Regions from separate parts of the Homo sapiens genome. Here region 1 is linked to region 2. Evidence: chromatin contacts called from ENCODE Hi-C or POLR2A ChIA-PET data. All regions are on one chromosome and are shown on one strand. The core of a region is the stretch at or near the end of the contact, and the rest is flanking DNA. Distances in the headings are between cores, read along the strand shown.

Region 1 (6,103 bases), core at 1,409-3,908, 56 kb before region 2:
ATGCCAGCCAGCACCCCAACCAACACCCCAGCTAACACTCTGGGCAACACCCCAACCAATATGCCAACCAACACCCCAGCCAACACACCAACCAACACCCCAGGCAACACTTCAACCAACACCCCAACCAACCCCCCAACCAACACCCCAGCCAACCCCCCAACCAACACCCCAACCAACACCCTGGGCAACACCCCAGCCAACACCCCAGCCAACACCCCAACCAACAACCCAGCCAACACCCCAACCAACACCCCAACCAATACCCCAGGCAACAACCCAACCAACATCCCAGCCAACACCCCGGCCAACACCCTGGTGTGGGTAGTGGCGTGGAGTTCCTGCCAGGAGGGGCCGGCGCAACTGGGGCTCAGAAGATGGGGCTGGGACTGGCCTGCAGGGCTTTGGGGCCCGAGCCCACTGTTTTTACGGCAAATGTGCGGTGATTTAGAGCAGAAGAGGGCTGCAGTCTCAGGGGAGCAGAGAAGGGAGTCTCCCGGGCACCCCCAATGCAGTGAGAGCCCCCAGGGGCTGCTGGGGCTAAAGGGACTTAACCTGGAGGGCACAGGACTCCTGTGCCTGCCTCACTCTGGGCCTGGACCCCCACCCACCACACCCTGGGGCCGAACTAGATGGTGCTGGCAATGCAGTGAGTCCTGGGGAAGTCCCCCTACTCCCTTACTACCCATTCTTCCCTGGAGCTCTCTCTGAGTTGAGGGAGCTATGCCAAATGCTGGGACTCAGGGCTTGGCTCTGCCTTCAGGGAGACCCAGTTTGGTAGGAGGCTTCCCAGCAGAGGGAGCATTTGACTTGGGTCCCGAAGGCTAAATAGGAGTTCTGCAGGTAGAGCAGGATGGACGGGCCCCCCAGGGGGAAGGCCTGTGTCTGCTTCAGGAAGGCTTGATGGGCTTGGGGCAGCTGCCAGCCTTCCCGACAGACCCTTTGGCCTGGTGTCTGCCAGGCCCCCTCCTCTCTCCCACCTCCCTCCTGGAAAGCTTTTACTGGCTCAATAAAAACATTTTTTAAAACACTCTCCTATTGTATGGTAAGAAGGGAGGCAGGTCCTAAATCAGGATGGGAATCGACAGAGCCCTGACGCCCGTGTCTCTCCTGTTTATTAGGACTGAAATGTTTACTCGGAGATAAGGAGCCGGCTTTCTCGGGGAGATTTGTGCGCTCTTTTTCAATTACCCCTCGTCTTTCTCTGCCACTTTTGCACTAAAGGGATAATAAATGTATCCGAGCGTTTCAATTATTCATCTAAATCATGACTGCGCCTGCCACGGCCAAGCTTTAGTGACAGATTAATTCAGGGCCGCCTTCCTCTGGCTGCGTGGCCGCCATCTCTACTCCGGCCTGGCCAGCGCCCCAAAGGGTCAGCTCCTGGCATGGGTGGGAGGGAGTCAGGCAGGTCCCTGGCAGGCGGGCAGGAGAGGATGGAACCCCATCCCCAACCTCCCCACATTCTGTCTGGGGCCTTCCTGAGGTTAGCGACCCCGCTCAAACTGCAGGAGCCGAGCCTGCCTGTGTGGGTGCAGCTGCCCCTGCCCCCATGCCGTCGGCCCTGAGCACCTCTGCACCCTGTGCTGGCAGGGCAAGCCCGTGTGTGTGTCTCCTACACCGCCCAAGAGAAGCTAGGGTGGCTGGGCTTCCCTCACTGTCTTCCCCTAGCACCGGGCCTTTGCACATGCTGCTCCCGGGCCCGAGCGCTCCTCTGCCCTCCTGTCGCAACCCTCCCGCCTAGTTTCACCTTCCCATGTCAGGGCAGCCCCTCCGACACCCCCTCCACTGCTGCATTTAGTGAAGGTCTGCCAGGTGGACAACACTCCCTGTCCCGCGCCCGCACCCTAACCCTGGGCGCCTCTCCCCAGGCCCCACCGCAGACTCCCTCACCTGCTCAGAAGCCGCCACCCAGGGCCGGTCCCTCCTCACACACATGCTGGGACCCTGGGGGCCAGCCGAGCGCTCTCCCCCACAACCCTGCCTCTCTCCCTCACCTCTTTCTCTTGCCACCTCCCTCTCTCCCTCGTTTTCTCCATTTCTCCCTCCACGCTTTGCCTCTCCCTGGCTCCCTCTCCCTTCTCCTGTCGTTCTTTCTCTCTGGCTCTGGCTGGTTCTCTGTTCGTAGACCCGCAGGCCCGGGAGGATTCGCCCAGGCCTCTAAGTATTCAGCGCTCGACTCCTGCCCGGCTCACAAGCGCTCCGCGCCCTGCTCTGGCGCTATCTCCCATCGCCCGGCCGCTGCTAATCCGTGATTGCTTCCCGCGGCCGCTAGGAAAAGGCTCAGCTCCGGCCGCTCCGATTAGCCGTGGCCTTGCTCTGCGAGCAGATAAACGTGACCTCCGTGGCCTGTGGCCAGCCTCGGCCCTCTGGAGGCGGGGCTGTGTGCGGCCCTCCCCTCCCCAGCAGGGCTGAGCTCAGAAGCAGCAGGCAGCCGGAAGGGCTGGGCAGTCCCCGCACCTGTCCCTGTGCCAGTCTGGTGGGTGTTGTGTGTGCAGGGTGGGCGTGCCGGGACCCTCTGGCGTGGGGCTGTCTGGCAAAGGGCGAGGGGGGAGGGGGCTGTGCTTCAGCATAGAAGGGAAGGGCGTGTCCAGAAGAGGGAACAGAAGAGGGTCCAGAGGCCGAACCAGAACACGTCCCTTCACTGATGGAAACTTCCCACCGCGCTCGAATCAATTCCCAATTGCTCGACTCCTCGCACCTCCCGGGAGGTCCTGTAGAGGCAGCGCTCCCTCCCAGCCTCACCCGCCGGCCTGTTCCTGCCACAGGGCTCTGCCCTTCCTGAGCTCTCCGCCCGGACTCTCATCCCGGACTCTCCTCCCCATCTCCTTCCAAAGCCAGTTCTTTCTCATTACTCAGGGCTCTGCTCCAATGCCACCTCCTCGGAGGGGCCACCTCATCCTCTGAACGGCGCCCATCCCTCCCTCCTTCCTCGGGGCCAGCTCCATTTTCCCCTTCTCCTTTTTCACCACGCCCACAACTTAGAGCCGCGTGTCCCGTCCCTAGAACTGCTGCGGCCACAGGACTCCTGGCCCTTGCATAGGGCTGGCACGTGGCACGTCGCCCCCGAGCCCTCGTACGCATTTTTTGAATGGTAGAGTTTGGAACCAGTAGGAGGGGCGCGGGAGGCAGTGAATTCATCTGAGAGGGAGGCTGCAGGGAGCCCCAGAGAGTCCAGGAAAGCTTTGTTGGAGTTGAGGATTTTATTCCATGTACTCTTGGGAGCCATGGGAGGTTTTATGACAGGGGATGCGTGCCCTTCCCCAAGGAAAGGCCCCCAGGCCTTCCTGCCACCCCTGCCTGACCCCAGTTGATGATGGTGCCAACGGCAGCCAGGCATTCTCAGTACTTACGACATGGCCACCAGCACCCTTTGAACCTCTCCCTGAAGAATCTCATACACCCTCACCCCGCCCTATGGGAGGCATCATTAGCGTCTCCATTTTGCAGGTGGAGAAACTGAGGCACTAAGTCCCTGGAGCTGAACCTCACTTCCCGCCCCACCCCGCAGCTGGCCCCTGTGTAAGAGGGAGGCTGGGACTTGGGGCCCCTGTCCCGTGGCCACAACTTTGACCAGGCAGGGCTGTGGAGCTCCTGCTCTGTCCCCAGCAGGCACGATGCCACCAAGCCCCGGCATGCAGCTGCCACAGGGATTTTTAATAACGGGAGTGATTTTTGCATGATGAATGAGGCACTGCCGTTGTGTACATAATGAAGCCCTAATGTTTTCAAATCCCCATTTAAGGAGCTGATCTCACCCCGTAATGAATTTCAGATCTCATCACAGAACTGTCGTCCATCCATCTTCTCCCCCGGGCACCCACCCGCCTTGGCACCGAGAGGGTGGGGCCTGGTGAGGATGGGCTCTGCACCCTGCTGGGCTGAGCTCAAGCCTAGCACAGAGCCGGGGCTGGCTAGAGTTTGTTGATTGAATGGCCGACCAGGAGGGTGTGAGCAGAAGCAAAGATGGTTCCGGCAATGGGATATCGCTCAGGTCTTGGCCTAGTTGAATAGAAGCCAGAGGTGGAGAATGAGGAGTGGGCTGGGAGAGAAGAGAGCGCAAGACCCTTGGGTAGGTCACTTATCCGGTCTTTGTGGCTAAACCTTCCCTCTGCAGGGTTAGAAGCCTGGGGCAGCAAGTCAGATGTCTGCCCTTGACGCAGTTGGTACCCTCTCAGAGACTCAGTTTCCCCCATTTCCCCGGGAGCCTTGTCCCTTTCTGCCTTGGCATCTGGTATTTCTGTAGCCCTCCTCCAGAGAGGGAAACCAGCATGGGCTGCACCGAGGCTTGGCTGCCAATGCCCTCCAGGCTGTGCCCAGCCCGTCCAGGCGGGAGTGGTCCCTGGAGCCCAGACCCCTGGTCCTTCCTGGGCTGGAGGGGAGACACACCCCTCCCTCAAACCCCAGCTCACACCTCTGCCTCCCCAAGGCCCTCTGTCTCCAGCCCTCCTGCCTGCCTTCTCAGGGGCATCTCCACCCTGGCAGTGCAGCCAGTCCCTGGGGTACAAGGCCCCCAAAAGCATGACAGGGCAAAGGAATCCCCTGCCTGTGAAGTCCATGGCTGAGCCTCAGCCTCCCATCTGTAAAAAGGGGATCCTCCCATACAGCCCCCAAAAGCTCATTTCAGAGGCGTGAGGTTGAGCCAGAGAGGTATGAGACTCGGCACCTGAGAGGCAGGGCCAGACGCTGCAGTCACAGGGCAGCAGGCTGGACACCCAGCCAGCCCAGGCCCCACTCACCCCCACAACCTTGCCCAGGCCCCCCTTCCTGTTCACCTCCCTGCTCTTGGGGCCCACAGGAGTCTAGGAAGGTGGGGGCCAGGGGCAAGAGCTGCCCAGGCAAGGCCTTACACTTTGCTGTGTGGCTCTGGGAAAGTGGCTTTGCCTCTCTGAGCCTATCACTACTTCTGTACGATGAGGGTTAATAATGTGGGTCTTGGCCGGGCGCGGTGGCTCACGCCTATAATCCCAGCACTTTGGGAGGCCGAGGCGGGCGGATCACAAGGTCAGGAGTTCAAGACCAGCCTGGCCAACATGGCAAAACCCCACCTCTACTAAAAATACAAAAACTAGCCAGGCATCATGGCACACGCCTGTAATCCCAGCTACTCAGGAGGCTGAGGCAGGAGAATTGCTTGAACCCGGGAGGCGGAGGTTGCAGTGAGCTGAGATCATGCCATTGCACTCCAGCCTGGGCAACGAGCAAAAAACTGTCTCAATAAATAAATAAATAAATAAATAAAGTGGATCTTAGTTTCTGCTCCTCCTCTCACTGTGGGGCCTTGGACAGGTTGCTTAACCCCCCTGGCCCTCAGTCTCCCATCCCCCTTGACACCTTCCAGCATATCTCAGTGCTCCCCACCACTCTTTTTTCTTTTCTTTGAGATGGGGTCTTACTATGTTGTCCAGGCTGGTCTCGAACTCCTGAGCTCAAGTGACCCTCCCACCTCAGCCTCCCAAAGTGCTGAGATTACAGGCATGAGTCACCCCTCCCAGCCCCCACCAGTCTCTGGAGGCCAGAGCTCTGAGACTCAGAGAGGTTAAGTGACTTGCCCCAAACCACCAGCAATCTCGTGGCCAGGAATTCTGGGAAGAGAAATCCCAAAGAGGGCACAGCGTGGGCCAGCCCCACGGGATGGTAGGGGGAATGGGGGAGCAGAGAGAGACCAGGAGCAGGTCCAGGCCTGCGGGTTGGGGTGCCCTGCCCTCGGTAGGGGCACAGCTGCCCTCCTGGTCCTGTGGGCCACAGGCCTCCTTATGTTCCTGTAAATAATTAATTAGCCCCTGCCTGCTTGTTTGTTTAGCATGAGGAATGCTCCCCCACTGAGATGCATTTATTGCTGAATAAATTTAAATATCTAATCTTCCCTTCATGCATATTACAGCACCCTAAATAGCGGCCAACTCATCCTAAGCGCCTTGGCGGATGGCCCCACCGGAGCCTGCCTGCCTTCCGCCTCTGCTGGCTCTGAGGACTGCCCACTCCTGGTGCCCTCCACTGCCCCAGGAATGCCCAGGGCCATGGGCAATCACTCAGCCCAGCCCTCCTTCCTTCCACAACATCCTTCCATGGGAGGCGCACAGATGCTGGGCTGAATGCTGGC
Region 2 (6,354 bases), core at 2,429-4,928:
CACAGGGTGACACCAGAGAGAAAAGCAACTGTTGGCCACTGAGAGGCATTTCTGCTGCAGCCTGAGCTATGGCCCGGCTGGGCCACGGCAGTGGCACTAGTGCCTCACTGAGGCAGCGAGGGGCAAGCCTGAGGAGTGCAGGCAGAGGGGCCTGCTGCTGGCTGGGGGCTCTCTGAAGAGGGAGGGTGGCTGTGGGGAGGTGTGCCCTACCCTTAGAGAGCTATCAGCACCAAGATAGGAAAATCAATGGAGTTAACTACATGAGGAACGAGAAGTCCTTCTGGGGAAGATGAGGGGCTCCCTGATGTTATTCTCCCCTTGAGACTAAGAACAGAGGTATTTGGGGTAGAGGTGAGAGGCAGAGGAGAAAGAACGACGAGGGCTGGCAGACAAGAACAAGCAGAACCTCTGGCTTTCTTCTATGAATCAAAAGCTCAAGTCACTGCCATGAGACCAGGAGGTTAAGCTTAGAATGCAGCAACATCCAGGAGCCTAGAGAAGCAATCATCCCCATGGCGGGTCCCAAGAACACCTCATTGTTGGTCCTTTCAGGCTCTCTGACAGCGATGGAGAGGCAGTCTTCCTCCCAGAGTCAGCTGGTCCCAACATGAGCCCACTCCATGAATCCATAAAAACAGCTGGAAAGAGCTTTCTTCATTTCCCTGCATCTTGGCACAAAAGATCTTCCCAGTCTCCGTTAACAGCAATTCCAACTGCGCAAGCGTGAGTCTCTCTGAAGCCGCCCTCTACACCCAGATCTTACACCCAGTGTGTTCCTCTTTGGGGACCAGCAAACCCCAGACCCAGGACTCCAGAACTTTCATAAAGGTGGACATAAACATTCCATTTGTCCAAGTGTGTATGTGTCAGGGGAGGGGAGGTTGCCAGGAATCTAGGGGCTGCAGAGGTGCGAGAACCTCCACTGCAGGCCCCAGGAGCCAAATGAGGAGGCAGCCACTGTGGAGGATGAGCTTCACTGCCCGGCCCCACCTACTCTTCCCTCTCCCTTTCATTCCCTTCTAGCACTCTGGTCTCCTAGGAGAGGAGGAGCAGCTGATACCACTTCTCCCCAGGGTTCTGTGCTCTCAGGGCGCAGCCTGGCACGTGCAGGGCTGGGGAGGCCACAGCTCTGAGGACACCCGGTGAACAGTGAGACCAGGAAAGAGGAAAGGCCTTAGGAGAGAGCATTGTGACTTGAAAGTGGCTCTGAGAGTTCAGTGGCAGCAGCCACCACAGTGCCCACCCGCGTGGGAGTGATGGCTGTCCCCAAACTTGGTCCTCCGGCTCAGGATCTCATAGGAGCAATCCTCCCCACAGCAACCGGACATGCTGGGGGAAGAGTCATCAATTTCAAATCTGCAAGGCAGGCAGGAGAAAAGGGTTGGTGGCAGGCAGCTGAGTGCCTTCCTCCCTGGCCCGAGAACTCTTCTACCAGCCACACTGATGAGACCCTTAGGATGAGGGTGCAGGAGGTGGACAGTGGACCAAATCAGAGAGCACTGCCATACCATCTCCCTGAACCTGAACCCCCATGGACCACTGGACCATGAGCTCAGGCATCAGAATGAGTGAGGGCCAGGACCAGAAAAATGGCCCTGGGCAGGCCCACCTACCACCCAGAAGGGCCCACACCCAGCTCCTTACTGCAACGCTTCTCTGAAGAACTGGTAGGCACCATGATTGTGTTTAAATACTGTTAACATAACCTTCTTCATCTGTGTGCTGGAAGAAAGCAGAGCAAACGCCTTTTAGAAAGAGAAACATGGCCAGGCATGGTGGCATGCACCTGTAATCCCAGCACTTTGAGGGGCAAAGGTGGGAGGATCATTTGAGCCCAGGAGTTAGAGACCAGCCTGGAAAACATAGTGGGACCCCATTTCTACAAAACATTTAAAAATTTAAAAAAATCAGCCCAGTATAGTGGCATGTGCCTTTAGTCCCAGCTACTCCAGAGGCTGAGGCTAGAGGATCACTTGAGCCTGGGAGGTAGAGGCTGCAGTGAGATACGATCACACCACTGCACTCCAGCCTGGGTGACAGGGTGAGACCCTGTCTCAAAAAAGAAAAGACACAGAGACTAAGGTCATGCTTCCTTTCCTTTCTGCCTTTGTCTGTTACCTCCCTTTCACCCACACGAGTGTTCCTGAATTTGGCCTCTAGCCTCTGGAGGTCTTGGACCCCCACACAGCACTCACTGCTTCCCCCATCACAGGCTGATCAGACTGCACAGGCATCGGCCCTGACCAGACTGGCTTCTTCCAGAGCAAGGATGTTTCCCACTTCCTCTCTGTAGCACCATTACTTCGGTACAGAAGGTGGCAGAGATTAGAAACTCAAAAGATGCTCACTGGCCAGGTGTGGTGGCTCATGCCTGTAATCCCAGCACTTTGGGAGGCTGAGGTAGGTAGATCACCTGAGGTCAGGAGTTCGAGACCAGCCTTAACATGGAGAAACCCCGTCTCTACTAAAAATACAAAAATTAGCCAGGCATGGCAGTGCGCGCCTGTAATCCCAGCCACTTGGGAGGCTGAGCAGAAGAATTGCTTAAACCCGGTACGTGGAGGCTGCAGTGAGCCAAGATGGCACCATTGCACTCCAGCCCGGGCAACAAGAGTGAAACTCTGTCTCAAAAAAAAAAAAAAAAAAAAGATGTTCACTGCACTGAGCTAAACAAACAAAATCTGGAGTCATAATAAGGCAGGGAGCATCTTACTGAGAGGGTTCTAAGACACCTTTCTCCCAAAACATGCCTATGAGCCTCCTCCTCCAACAAGGCTCAAAGAATGGCAAGTGCCTCAGTGACAGCTCCTTCCAACTGAGTGCTATATGGGCCTCCTAAGAAGGGAGGCCTTACCTGTTGGCCATGAGCTGCAGGATCTGTATGAGGAACTTCCCCAGGCCTTTCCGCCGCACCTTGCTTTCCAACTGCACTTCATAGCTAGGTGAAGAAAGCAGAGAGGTGAGCGTGCAGGATGGGACATGAAGAGGCTGTAAGGTCTGGCAGAGGAGCTTGCAGTCCTTGGCAGCTCATAGACCTAGGTAGGTCCAGGGGCTTTGTCACCTGGCTGGAGTGCCTGGAACATCGCCAGGGTCTCTCTCCCCTACCTCCCCCAAGCCATGGCTCCTACCAGTACAGGACTTCATCCCCACACTCCACGTCAAACCGGAAGTGAGAAAAGGCAACAGGGACGGAGCTGTTTTCCCACGCGATGAGGTACCAGGCTCGGTCATCTGTCATTTCCTCCCGTTTCTCTCGGTCCTTCCAGCCCCACTCGCTCTGCTCATACCTGGGGAATTTGGGAGCAGTCAGACGGGAAAGCTGCGAGAGGAACTAGGCTCCCCTGGTTGGGACAAGCTTACATGGTTTGCATATTCGTTTTGGTCAGGTCGAAGGCCCAATCCACGGTGGCTGGCTCCAGTCCAGACACTCGCTTACATTCAATGGAGACATTCAACCTGAGAAGAGGACAGGACGTGTACGGAATTGGTTACAGCACTCCTGCCAGGGCACTGCTGTTCCTCCCTCAGAATCACAGGGAGGAAGGCCCAGTCTCAGTTACTGCACAGAGAAAAGCCAACCCTGTATCTGCCCCAGCATGACTAGAGAAGGTGCAGGAACAAAGTCTTTCAGGCTGAGATTAACAACTGTGGCCACACGGCCCACCCCCCAACCACAAGGCCCGTTTCCTGCCTCCCCAAGCTGTCCTAATCCGCCTCGGCACTTTGTAAACTTCTTGTCCCTCTCTGCTCTCTCTTTATTCTTTTTCTACCTTTTCTGTCTCTTCTGTACTTTGTTATAAACACTCATGTCTTCTGTTATTTAGTTCCTGCCCTTAGGCATTTTTCCTGTTGCTGTAATTTCTGAGCTGACTCCTCACTAGGCTCCCATGGGACCCCATTCCTCTTATCTACCAATTGCGCCTTCAAAACCACTGGGTGACCCTAGGTCCTTCGAGAAGACTACGGCTCAACACGCCCCACCCCGCCCCAGGAGTCCTGCCTGCCTCATCTGAGCAGGGGGGATACTCTCAGCTGATCAAACAGATTGAGGCAGGAATGGTGGCTCACACCTGTAATCCCAGCACTTTGGGATGCCAAGGCATATGGATCACCTGAGGTCAGGAGTTCGAGACTAGCCTGACCAACATGGTGAAATCCCGTCTGTACTAAAACTACAAAAAAATTAGCTGGGCATGGTGGTGGGTGCCTGTAATCCCAGCTACTCGGGAGGCTGAGGCAGGAGAATCGCTTGAACCTGGGAGGCGGAGGTTGCAGTGAGCCAAGATCGTGCCATTGCACTACAGCCTGGGCAGTGAGAGCGAAACTCTGTCTCCAAACAAACAAAAAAAAACCGGGTGAAGCAGGCTTCAGCCCAACACTGTTTTTCTAAACCCACAAATGCCTAAGTGTTAAGGTATCTGTTTCTAAATGAAATTTAAGTAAAAAACAGTTAAACTCCTTGACTGATCTGTGAAATCACATTCCCTAGAGAGCACTACATTCTGAAAGGACTAGAGTCAGCAAACTCTAAGCCTTTAAAGAGCTCCCGTATCAATACCTTTCAGTGACCTTTGACACAACCCCCAGAGGATGTACGCACTGGAATCCCATCACCTCTACTGACTGGCACACCACACTCAGCCTTATGAATTCAGAACTCCCTGCCCCTGAAGCATCTTCCTTTCTTTATCACCCACTTAGCCATCACAGCTGCCCAAACACAGCACTGCACCTATCTTAACTATAAAATGTCCAAAGCCCACCTGCAGGTACGAATTCTCCATTAAAGTACATGAAAGTAAGATCACAACCACAGGAACCACACAAAATTCAAGGCACCAGAGGAGCCCAGACTTGGCTGGCAATGCCTGTTTTGGAGCTATTCCACATTTCTGGAAGTCAATGGGAATACGGAATATGAAAACACTATGAGGCCGGGCACAGTGGCTCACGCCTGTAATCCCAGCACTTTGGGAGGCCGAGGCGGGCGGATCATGAGGTCAGGAGTTCGAGACTAGCCTGGCCAACATAGTGAAACCCCATCTTTAATAAAAATACAAAAAATTAGCCGGGCGTGGTGGGGGGTGCCTGTAATCCCAGCTACTCCGGCGGCTGAGGCAGGAGAATTGCTTGTACCAGGGAGGCAGAGGTTGCAGTGAGCCAAGATCATGCCATTGTACTCCAGCCTGGGCGAGACTCTGTCTCAAAAACAAAAACGAAAACACTATGAGATATCACAATATGGGATATCTAAAGTATGTCAAAAGACTTTCCAGGCCGGGCGCAGTGGCTCACGCCTACAATCTCAGCACTTCGGGAGGTTGAGGCAGGTGGATCACCTGAGGTCAGGAGTTCGGGACCAGCCTGGCCAACATGGCGAAACTCCGTCTTTACTAAAAATACAAAAATTAGCAGGGCGTGATGTCATGTACTTGCAGTCCCAGCTACTCAGGAGGTAGAGGCAGGAGAATCACTTGAACCCAGGAGGCAGAGGCTGCAGTGAGCCGAGATCGTGCCACTGCACTCCAGCCTAGGCACAGAGCGAGACTCTGTCTCAAAAAAAAAAAAAAACAAAAAAAACCTCATACCAGCTGCTACTTACTGAGCTGCATATATTCTCTTTCTTCCTTAAAAAAAACCTTCCAAGTTTGGCTGGGCACGGTGGCTCACACCTGTAATCCCAGCACTTTGGGAGGCCGAGGCGGGCGGATCACAAGGTCAGGAGATCGAGACCATCCTGGCTAACACGGTGAAACCCCATCTCTACTAAAAATACAAAAAATTAGCCGGGCGTGGTGGCGGGTGCCTGTAGTCCCAGCTACTCGGGAGGCTGAGGCAGGATAATGGCGTGAATCCGGGAGGCTGAGCTTGCAGTGAGCCGAGATGGCGCCACTGCACTCCAGCCTGGGTGACAGAGCAAGACACCATCTCAAAAAAAAAAAAAAAAAAACAGCTTGCAAGTTTGGCATCATCATCCTATTTGACAGGTAAGAAAATGAGGCTTGAGGAATATGAGTGACTTCTCCAAGTAGAGTTATTAAGAAGCCCAGCTACAATTCAATCCCCCAGAGCCCCAGTTTATCCCCAAGCCAAGATGTTACATTCTGGAAGCACAACTCATCAACAGCATCTCAGGTAAGGCAGATTATACTTCCTATTTTAGAAACCAAAACGAGAAAAAAACGTGAGGGGGCCTTCACTCCAGAGCCTATAGTTAACTGGATCAGTAATAGTAACAGCAAACAGGGTGAGGGTTGAAAATTTACCTATTGGGTACGATGATTACTATTTGGGTGATGGGTACACTAGATGCCCAACCCCACCACTACACAGCTGCACATGTACCCCGCGAAT

Evidence for each region. A loop is a pair of places that touch in the nucleus more often than their neighbours do. ChIA-PET counts read pairs that join two places held with the same protein, here RNA polymerase II (POLR2A).
Region 1: a map of endothelial cell of hepatic sinusoid shows a loop between it and region 2 (13-fold over the local background). The contact joins two enhancer-like sites. A Hi-C loop is called at or near these places in 2 of 168 maps with a recorded cell type or tissue (DLD1 and endothelial cell of hepatic sinusoid). POLR2A ChIA-PET finds 5 or more read pairs at or near these places in 7 of 52 experiments (A673, GM12878, H1 and 4 more).

What each region holds. Positions count from the first base shown.
Region 1 is chr11:64,004,162-64,010,264 of GRCh38, reverse strand. The region is part of intron 4 of MACROD1 (mono-ADP ribosylhydrolase 1); the gene reads left to right. Among named protein-coding and RNA genes, the nearest start is that of OTUB1, 21 kb to the right of the region's middle. RefSeq lists an enhancer at 1,803-2,393. Within about 2 kb of position 2,658, at least 19 of the 41 ENCODE cell types and tissues checked have a DNase peak (open chromatin) inside an H3K27ac peak, as active enhancers do.
Region 2 is chr11:63,949,340-63,955,693 of GRCh38, reverse strand. It overlaps NAA40 (N-alpha-acetyltransferase 40, NatD catalytic subunit), which reads right to left. Exons shown (of 8, transcript NM_024771.4): 4 at 3,361-3,456; 5 at 3,129-3,287; 6 at 2,855-2,938; 7 at 1,645-1,722; 8 at 1-1,356. The coding sequence ends at 1,215. Among named protein-coding and RNA genes, the nearest start is that of NAA40, 14 kb to the right of the region's middle. Within about 2 kb of position 3,678, at least 7 of the 41 ENCODE cell types and tissues checked have a DNase peak (open chromatin) inside an H3K27ac peak, as active enhancers do.